Linked DNA regions of Homo sapiens: region 2 is linked to region 1. The links are chromatin contacts, found by Hi-C in ENCODE. All regions are on one chromosome and are shown on one strand. The core of a region is the stretch at or near the end of the contact, and the rest is flanking DNA. Distances in the headings are between cores, read along the strand shown. Region 1 overlaps SP100 (SP100 nuclear antigen). Region 2 has its middle 19 kb from the start of GPR55.

The links. Hi-C counts contacts between places; a loop is a spot of excess contacts on that map. Pooled maps may share reads with other maps.
Region 2: a pooled map shows a loop between it and region 1 (2.8-fold over the local background). The contact joins two enhancer-like sites. A Hi-C loop is called at or near these places in 3 of 37 single-sample maps with no recorded cell type and 3 of 50 pooled maps.

The regions. Positions count from the first base shown.
Region 1 is chr2:230,446,357-230,451,431 of GRCh38, reverse strand. SP100 (SP100 nuclear antigen) reads right to left here. Exons shown (of 29, transcript NM_001080391.2): 5 at 4,530-4,613; 6 at 2,282-2,344; 7 at 1,722-1,871; 8 at 1,177-1,260. The region is part of intron 3 of LOC101928816 (a long non-coding RNA gene); the gene reads left to right. Among named protein-coding and RNA genes, the nearest start is that of SP100, 33 kb to the right of the region's middle. RefSeq lists an enhancer at 3,223-3,492. Within about 2 kb of position 3,516, at least 7 of the 41 ENCODE cell types and tissues checked have a DNase peak (open chromatin) inside an H3K27ac peak, as active enhancers do.
Region 2 is chr2:230,941,863-230,946,558 of GRCh38, reverse strand. It overlaps a transcript of GPR55 not described here. Among named protein-coding and RNA genes, the nearest start is that of GPR55, 19 kb to the right of the region's middle. RefSeq lists enhancers at 2,451-2,670, 2,981-3,190, 4,121-4,170. Within about 2 kb of position 3,223, at least 2 of the 41 ENCODE cell types and tissues checked have a DNase peak (open chromatin) inside an H3K27ac peak, as active enhancers do.

The DNA.
Region 1 (5,075 bases), core at 2,267-4,766:
ATGCAAATGGCTAACAGGTATGTGAAAAAATGCCCTGCCTCGGATATCATCAAGAAAATGCAAACTAAAACCACAATGAACATCACCACATACTGGTTAGAATGGTTATTATCAAAAAGACTAAAGATAACAAATGTTGGTGAGGATGTGCAGAAAAGGGAACCTTTGTACACTGTTGGTGGGAATGTAAATTGCTACAATCACTAAGAAAAACAGTATGGAGTGTCCTCAAATAAATAAAAAGTAGAACTACCCATACAATCCATGAATTTCGCTACTGAATATATATTCGAAGGATATGAAATCAGTACAGATGCTCCTAGAGTTACGATGGGACTACATTTCCATAAACCTACCATAAATTGAACACATCATAAGTCAAAAATGCATTTAATACTTCAATAAACCCATTGTAAAGTTGAAAATCATATGTCTAACCATCATAAATCAGGGACCATCTGTATATGGAAGAGATATCTGCTCTCCCATGTTCATTGCAGCAGTATTCACAATAGCCAAGATACAGAAACAACCTAAGTACCCATCAGTGGGTGAATGGATAAAGAAAATATATACACAATGAAATACATCTACACACTGAAATACTATCTAGCCTTTGAAAAGGAAGAAATCCTGTTATTTGCAACAACAACCATGAACCTGGAGGATATTATGTTATGTAAAATAAGACAGGCATGGAAAGACATATATGACATCTCACTTATATGTAGAGTGTAAAAAAGATGAATTTATAGAAGTTGAGAGTATATGGTGGTAACAGAGGCTGGGGATATGAGGAAGAGGACTGGGGAGATGTTGGTCAAAGGATACAAAATTTTAGTTAAATAAGAGAAATACATTAAGAGATCTTTTATACAACACGATTAATATAGTTAATAATGTATTCTTAAAAATTACTGAGAGAATAGGTTTTGTGTTATCACCACAAAAATGATAAGTACGTGAGGTAATATTTATGCTAATTAGCTCTAATTAGCCTTTTCACAATGTGTACATATTTCAAAACAACATGTAATGATAAATACATCCAGCTTTTAATCTGGTAATTTTAAAAAGTGGTTACGATGGTAAAACAACAACCAACCAACCAACCAACCAAATGTATAGCATCTGAATAAGAAAGGAAAGAAAATAGGCAAGGTAAGCAATAATTACTTTCTTCATCACAGGGCAACGGGCAGGGCATCTCCCTTCCAGCATCCCCATTATTCACTTGGACAGCAATTTGTTCGCAGGACTCTGGAGATAAACGAGATCACAGCTGAGATCCAGTAGAGCCTTGCTCTGTCCTGTTTCCATTTGGTTAGACCTCACCCTGCTTCTCCTTTCTTCTCCTGTTTCTACTTATACCCCTGTCTGCATATATTGCTGCGTGAAGGTGTTCGTGCTTCATTGATTCCTGTCCAATCTCTCTCTTACTTTCTCCTTTTGCCTTTTGTTTGTCTCTCTTCTTTGGTGAGACTCTGCAACTCTTCCCCTTTCTCTCTCAGTTTTTTGCTTCTAGCTTTCTTCCTCCAGGTCTTTGTCATCAGTATGTCAGTGTATCAGGCTCATCTGTATAACAGGCCCCCTCTGTGTCTATGTGATTTTCCCCTGCTTGTTAAACAGGTGTCTCCTTGTATTGTGCATTAGACTCTTCCTCTGCCACCAGCCAGGGCCCCTTGGCTCCTCCCCATTCATGCCAACCCAGTCAGTCTTACCTGTTGGCTCAGCCTTTTGAGCACATTGTTCATTTGTTTGTTGGCTTCCTAGCGAATCATCTTTGTCACTGGTTGTATCTTTTCTCTTTGCATTTATCTGTTCTGTTTCACAGGGGTGCTCTGAGAGTCCATTTTCAGGTGGGGTTGTACCTAAACCATGGTTTGATTCACAGGTATTTTATTTGCCCTCTGCTGCCTGTCACTCCCCTCCAACCACTACAGCACGGGCCACTGATGGACGTAAGGTCAAGGCACCAAGGCAACAGCCAGATTCAAGCAGATGCAGGCAGAAAATGGTGAAGCAGGCACATGGGTAAAACGACCAGGCTCAGCGGCAGCAGGAACCAGCAGCAAGTGTGATTAAGGGGTGTGGGAGGAAGAAACCCTCCTAGGCAACCTAGAGGATAAGGACTTGTTATTTAAATCCCAGAAATGGAAAAACTGTAGATGTAAAACCTGAAAATTCTGGACAATCATTAACACAAAGAGGCAACCCCACAGCACATTCCAGAAAGGGGCAAGAATAGCAGAGGCTCAAAGAGTAGTAAACAGGAACAAACCAGCATGAGATGGGGAACCCGAAGGTGGCCAAGTCAGGCTTCGAAAAGAGTTTTCACCAGTTCCTGGCAGGAAGAAATTAGAAGTTTATTTCAGAAATCGAGGTATGGATTTTGCCATTCTCCCCTAATCCCTTTTTGGTCTCTGTAACGTAGGAGTTAAAGACCCCTTCTAGGTCTCAATGCAAAGGCCACCTGGAGCTGGCAGATGCTACCTAATTACTGAAGTCAGACTCCAGCCTTGAGAGTAGGGGACTGGGTCAGCTGCACCCCTGGATGACAGGGGCCTTGGCCAGACAACTCTGCTGCGTGTCCTCTGTGAGACACTCTGGTAAGTGATGATGGCAGAGTGATCCTGCCTTTGTCCCCAGAGCTACCCTGCCCAGGGCCCTTAGCTCAGTTTCTTTGAAGTCCTGGTTGCCTCATGCCCACCCCCTTTCACACAACACCCTCCCTCTCCACATCTGTTCATGCTTTCTCATTGGCTTTTCCATGAGGACTCAGTGTCTGAGTAGCCTCTACTTCCTCCAGCTCTTGGTATTCTTTTTTTCTGGATCTTTTTGTCTGCAAATATTTCCTCATTTTTGTTTCATTTTTCTGTTTTTATTTTTTTAGATTGCCTGGATAGCACAGGGTTAGGAATGCAGGCTCTGGGGTAGAACATCTGGGTTTTTCCTTATTCATCTGACCCTATGTAAACTCCATTTGTGGTATCTCTGGATTTCAGTTACCTTATCTGCAAAATAGGCATATAAGTAATATTAATCTCCAATGGCTGTCATGAGCATTAAACCAACCGCCACAGAGTAGATGTTCAATCAAAGTGAGCTGTTAATGACAAGGTTATTTTTGTTGTCTTTTACCCCTTTTCACGGTTTCATTTCCCTTCCTTTGTCCTCTAGGTACTTACATCCTCTTCCCATGTGCATCACTTCCTTTCTGAGTCTCTCTACATGACCGCCTTTCTCTTTGAATATTCCTGCTCTTGAACAACATCCTCACATTTAAATTTGTCCCCTCTTCTGCCATCACCAAGTTTCTCCCGTGATATAAGAAATATACATTTCAGTCTTAATTCCCTGCTCCTGGCCAGAGCTCCTAAAACCCTAAAACATCTTAAGTCATAACAAGTGAAAAGAGCACTTTCTGTTATTCATAACAACCCCTTTTCGACCACACCTGGGTTTATGTTAATGAGGTAACTTTTGGAAAGCCCCTAAGGATTGGGGTGTGGTTGCCAGGGGAGCTGAACATGAGATTAGAGGGGTGGAACTTTCAGCTCCACCTCTTGACCTCCAGGGAGGGGAGAGGAGGGATGGAGGTTAACTTAATAATCAGGTGCCAATGATTTAATCAATCCAGGCTGTATAATGGAATGTCCATAAAGAACCCTAAGTGACTGGGTTCAGAAATCTTCTGGGTTGGCAAACACATGGAAGTGCCAGGAGAGTCGTGTCCCAGAGAGGGCAGAAGCTCTGTGCCCTTCCCCACGCTTTGCCCTATGCATTTCTTCCACTTGGCTCTTCTTGAGTTGTATCCTTTATAATAAATGTCAAATATAAGTCAACATTTCCATGAGATCTGTGTGATCTACTAGGAAAGTATGAAAGCCAATGAAGGGCTTGCGGGAACCTCCAATTTACAGGCACAGGCCACAACCTGAGACTTGCAACTGGCATCTGAAGTGGGGGGCATTCTTATGGGAATGAGCCCTTAACCTGCGGAGTCCGTGCCAAGTCTGGGCAATTAGTGCCAGAATTCAATTAAATTATAAGATATCAGATGGTATCTACAGAGAATTGGAGAACTGACTGATGTGGGGAGATCACCGACATGTTTGGTGTCAGAAGTGTTGTGAATATGACAGTACAGGTAAAACAGGAGCCTTTCTTTCCCCAGGGGTCTCCTCTTTGATGTTGACCACGGGCCACGGGCTGTGGTTCTTAACCCTTTGCAACTTCACACTGATCCCCTACAGGGACCTTTCTAAATTACAATTACTTCTAGGTAGTCGGCATCTGTAAATCTGGCCTACTGACACGCTTGGTTCTGATTCCCTCATGGTTATTGAGCCAACTATGCCTTGTCATGGCCACTTCTCCAGGACCCTGCACCTGGTTAGAAGCTCATATAACTCTCTCCTTGACTTCTCCATAGTCCTTCCATATGTCTTCCCTGATTCACAATCTCCACTCAGAACCTTGGATCCCTAACCTCTCTTAGAAAAAAGCTTTTATTCTGTCATTTTTACCTTGTTCAAGACTTAGTTGGAGGCCAGACCTCTCCTCCCTCTCTTCTTCTTCACTTTCTTGGAGAGGCAATTTGTCATGGATTACTGAAGAGTGGGAGAGAGAAGAAGCAATTAGAGATCTACAGGGACCAGGGACAATGTCTGGAAATCATGCTTTTAGGAATTTCCAGCCCTTGGGTGACTCAGAGCTCAGAGGGTTCCACATGACCTAAAGTTCTCCCGTCATCCCCTGGGACAGAGAAGAGAAGACCCCAACAGTGAAGGCTTTATTGTCCTACACAAAAAGGAGACATTCAAGATTTAAGGATAAAGGAGTAATGGAAACATTGTGAGCTGTGTTACCCTCAAAATTGTCAGATGGCAGGGTAGGCATATATCAAGTGTAAGGAAGAAACTGGGGAATTCCCTGGGGAGAAGGTCTCAAGTCCTAGAGAGATTCCACTTTTTTATAATCAGCCAGGTGCAGTGGCTCACACCTGTAATCACAGAAAATCAGCCACGTGCAGTGGCTCACACCTGTAATCACAGCACTTTGGGAGGCCGATG
Region 2 (4,696 bases), core at 1,974-4,473, 500 kb before region 1:
CTGATGAGGACACTTTTTTCTCCACACTCTCCGGTCCTCAGCTTTGTTAAGGTACACGTGACAAAAATTGGATATGTGAATGATGAACAGTGTGAAATTTTGATATATGTATACACTGGGAAATGATTAAATCAAGCTAATGAACACATCCATCGATCACACAGTTATCTTTTTTGTGTGTGTGTGGTGAGAACATTTCAAATTTACTCTTGTAGCAATTTCCAAGTTTACAATACAGAACTATTAACTACAGTCACCATGCTATTATATACAATAGATCTCCAGAACGTATTCCTCTTAACTGAAACACCTTTGACCAACATCTCCCCCTTCCACACCCTCCCTAGCCCTCCAGCCCCTGGCAACTCCCATCCTATTTCCTGCTTCTGTGAGTTTTGACTTCTTTAAATTCCACATATAAGTGAGGTCATGCAGTATGTGTCTTTCTGAGTCTGGCTTATTTCACTGAGCATGATGCCCTCTGGGTTCATTTATGTTGTCACAAATGACAAGATTCCCTTTTTTAATGGCTAAATAATATTTCATTGTGTATATGTTTTTAATCCATTCATCCACTGATGGACACTTAGGCTGTTTCCCTATCTTGGTTATTGTGAATAAAAAGGACACTTTTTAATGCAACTACCATGCCATTATCTTAGCTAACACAATTAAAAGTCAATCTGTAGACCGGGCGTGGTGGCTCAGCCCTGTAATCCCAGCACTTTGGGAGGCGAGGCGGACGGATCACGAGGTCAGTAGATCGAGACCATCCTGGCTAACACGGTGAAACCCCGTCTCTACAAAAAATACAAAAAGTGAACCAGGTGTGGTGGTACCTGCCTGTAGTCCCAGCTACTTGGGAGGCTGAGGAAGGAGAATGGCGTGAACCCGGGAGGTGGAGCTTGCAGTGAGCCGAGATAGTGCCACTGCACTCCAGCCTGGGCGACAGAGCGAGACTCCGTCTCAAAAACAACAACAACAACAAAAAGTGAATCTGTAATATCGTCCACCACGAAATCCATATTCAGATTCCTCCATTGTGTCAAAACTGTCTTTTTATGGCTGGTTTGTTCAAATCAGGGCTCAAATAAGGGCGCGGGTTGCATTCTTTCCAAGTCACCCCTTTTTTTTTCCCCTTTCCTTTTCATGTCATTGATTTGTTGGAAAAACTGGGTCATTGGGAGTGCATTCTCAATGCACAGCAAATAATTGGAATCCTCTATCCAGCGCTTGCCCTTGGAAAGGCCTCCATGCAGGAGGCAGCTGCCTCCCGGAACTCAGTCCTCTCTCAGCCTCTTTCCACCTCAAATCCCAACCACACACTCGCCACCCACGTCCCCGCTTCATTCTGGGAATTGCCTTTCCTCTCCCCCGCCGCCATCTTTTTGCGCAGATCACCTTAGCCTGTCTGTCTTCTGTAGTCTTCTATCTGCTTTGTCCACCACCAGAATTTGTTACTACCGAGGAGGGCCAGCAGACACAAATCCTTCCCCTAGAGGCTGGTGGGAGGAAGGAAGGCAGCTCCCAGCCCCGCAGTGAGGCTCCTGCTCCTGCTTCATGGAGGGCGATGTGCGGGAACCTTACCTGGTTCTTCCCCCGGCAGCGAGTGTGGGTGGCTGGGACAGCATCTACGTTCGTTGTCGCATCTGCAGGGCCTAGCGCAGCGCCTGGTATTTGCAGGGCATCAAGAATGATTCTTGGAGGGCTGAACAACCAGCATGAGGGCAGGCAATGGGCCTTCCTTGTCTTTGATACCGTGGCCAGGCCTGAAGAATCAGGATGAACAAGCGGAATGTGAATTTGTTATTTTTATTTTTAATTTTTCTGGTACATAGTAGGTGTCTGTATTTACGGGGTACATGAGATCAAAGTAAATTTGTGACAAAGCATTCAGTTATATTCTCTCCACTCCTGAAAGATTCTCTTCACCTTCAGTTAAAGCAAATCATGCTGTAGGACGTCACTGTTGAGTCATTCTCCGGGGGCTCCCAGAGACACGGCATTCTCGTTTTCACTCTGAGAATTAAATCTTGTGCCGGGTGTCACAGTCATCTCTGTTGTGGACATTTCCCTCTGAACTAACCAGCGATGGTTACTGGAAACCACGGCTCCTCCACCTCCCTCCACAGGCTTTCTCCCCTTCCCTTCCACACTTCTGGGGTTTGCCTGGGGATCCAAGTCTCTACACTGGTGAAGCAGGCACAGCTGTCAGGTCACAGACTCACGTGTGCAGGACCATAGCTTCTGGGTCATCAAGCTCATGGAAGCCCCCGGGACAGTCATGTGGGCACACGTTGGAGGGATGTGGATTTGCCCCTTTCCACACCACAGCTTTGCCCTGTCCAATGTCCAGTGGTGGGTAATTTCCTGGGAAGTCTCCTTGAGGTCCTCTCTGGGACCCGGCATCTGGGACCAAGATGCTGTTGTGTGTGTAATGAATGGCAGAAGGCATCTTCATGGAGAGGCTTCTCACTTCACTACTCTTGCTGGTCCTCCTCCTGGGCTAGGGCCAGGGAGAAGAGGGACAGCCCGAGGGCCCCTTCCTAAGACAGACCCTGTGTTAGGCCATTCTTATGTTGCTATAAAGAAATACCTGAGGCTGGATAATTTATAAAGAAAAGAGGTTTAATTGGCTCACTGTTCTGTAGACTTTATATGAAGTGTGGTGCCGGCATCTGCCCTGCTTCTGATGAGACCTTGCTTGCAATTTTGGCAGAAGGCGAAGAGGAAGCGGCATCTCACATGGCCAGAGTGGGAGCAGAGGAGGGGTGGGGAGGTGCCGCACACTTTCAAACAGCCAGATCTCGCAAGAAGGAACTCGCTGCTGAGAGGACAGCACCAAGGGGAGGGCGCAAGATCATTCATGGGAAATCCACCCCCATGATCCAACCCCCTCCACCAGGCCCCGCCTCCAGCACTGGGGATGACAGTTCAACATGAGATTTAGAGGGGACAACACCCAAACTCCATCAGACCCTGGACGGGGATAGCTCTTAGCTCTCCAGGCTCTTGCTCCGTGACCTACTCTGGCATTGTTGCCTCTCTTGCTTGGCCCCCCAGCTGGGGATGCCCGGAGACAAACATGGGCACTGCTGCTCCTGCCAGGAAATTCCTGAGCCCAGACATCTCTTAGCACCCATGCCCAGGGCTGGCTGGGCTTCTTGGCCCTCCACGGAGGGGCTGGCTAGTGGGAGAGGAGAGGAGGTGCACAGGAAGGAGGGGCTGCTCTGGAAGGCAATAGCCAGCCAAGCTCTCGGGCAGTCTGGGGGCGGGGAGCCAGCCAGGATGCTGTCCTGCTAACAGGGGATGGCTCCGGATGTAGATGGGCCTTGACCTGGCTCTAGTCCAAGCACTGCCCGGGATGGCCTCTGCTGGGGCCTCAGTTTCCACCTCTCTACAATGGGCACAGTTGTGCTACAGAGAGCGCTCTCTCTCTCCTCTCTCTCTCTTTCTCTCCTCTCTCTCTCTTTCTCTCCTCTCTCTCTCTTTTCTCTCTCCCTCCTCTCTCCTCTTCTCGTCTCTTCTCTCCTCTTCTCTTCTCTTCTCTTCTCTTCAGGTCACAAGGACAAATCCTAGGGGAACAGAAGCAGGATGGAACTCTGACTTCAGAGCCCCAGGGTCGTGCTCTCACTCTGTTCATTGGCAATGATGAAGGAAAAATTGGTCTGCTTTCACCCAGCTCTCCCTAGCCTGCCCCTTCTCCTGCCCCTTCCGTGTCTCTTCCCCCTTACCCCATTCTTGTGGATGGGGGTGGGGGTGGAGAGTGGGGGGTTCCTTCTTCTGGGTCTGGTGCCCACCCTCCCCATCGGGCCCTTCTCAAACAGCCAAGCTCCCATCTCCCACTGGCTGCCCCTGGCCTTTGGACCCTGCCACCCTGCAGCCCCCTGAAGTCCCTTCCCCCATGGCCCACCCTCCCTCTGCTCTTTTGGCTTGGCCTCCCTCTCTGCTCTTCACTCCTCCTGTGCCATTGACCTCCCTTTTGGCCTTTCTCTGGCCTCCAGCCACCAGGGCAGATGCTCTACTGCCCCCTGCCGCTCTCCCCCCACACCTGCCTCTTCCACCTGCCCTCCATTGGCCCTTCCTGCAAAACGTCCTGGGGGCCTGAGTGGGGAATGGAGGCTGGAGGGCAGTGGCTGGGTCCCTTGTGGGGTTGGTCTGGGACTCCTGCCCCTGAGGACTAAGTAATTCTCTCTCTCAGCTGCTCTGCTGGGGACACTCCCTGAGGGAGGCAGGGCCAGGAGGCCCGGCTGAGGCAGGAGAAGGAGGCAGAAGAAGGAGGCAGGCCCTTGCCTCTGTCCTGGGCCCCCTTTCTGTGATCTTCTGGCATTCTCAGGGGTCTGCCCAGCCCTGGAGTGTGAGTGTGGGGGTGGCCCCTCTGAACGTATTCTTGCTGTTCTGTTGGTTCTGACAGTGTCCTTCCTGCCCCTTCTGGTCTGTGTCACATTCACTTTAATCTCAAAATGTTTTCTGAAATTGCTCAGAAAAGAAAAGGCCCAGTATAGCCCCCATCACAGGGAGGGTAGCTCAGAGGGGGCCACTACCCCGGGCATCAGGCTCCCCTGCACTCTGGATCCCAGAATGTCCAGGACCCCTGGGCTGGAGAACAAAGGGCCATCTCTCAATGATCAGTCAATAACTCATCAAATATTTCTTAAAGAGAGCAGACAGGATCCCTTAGATCTTACAATGTAAG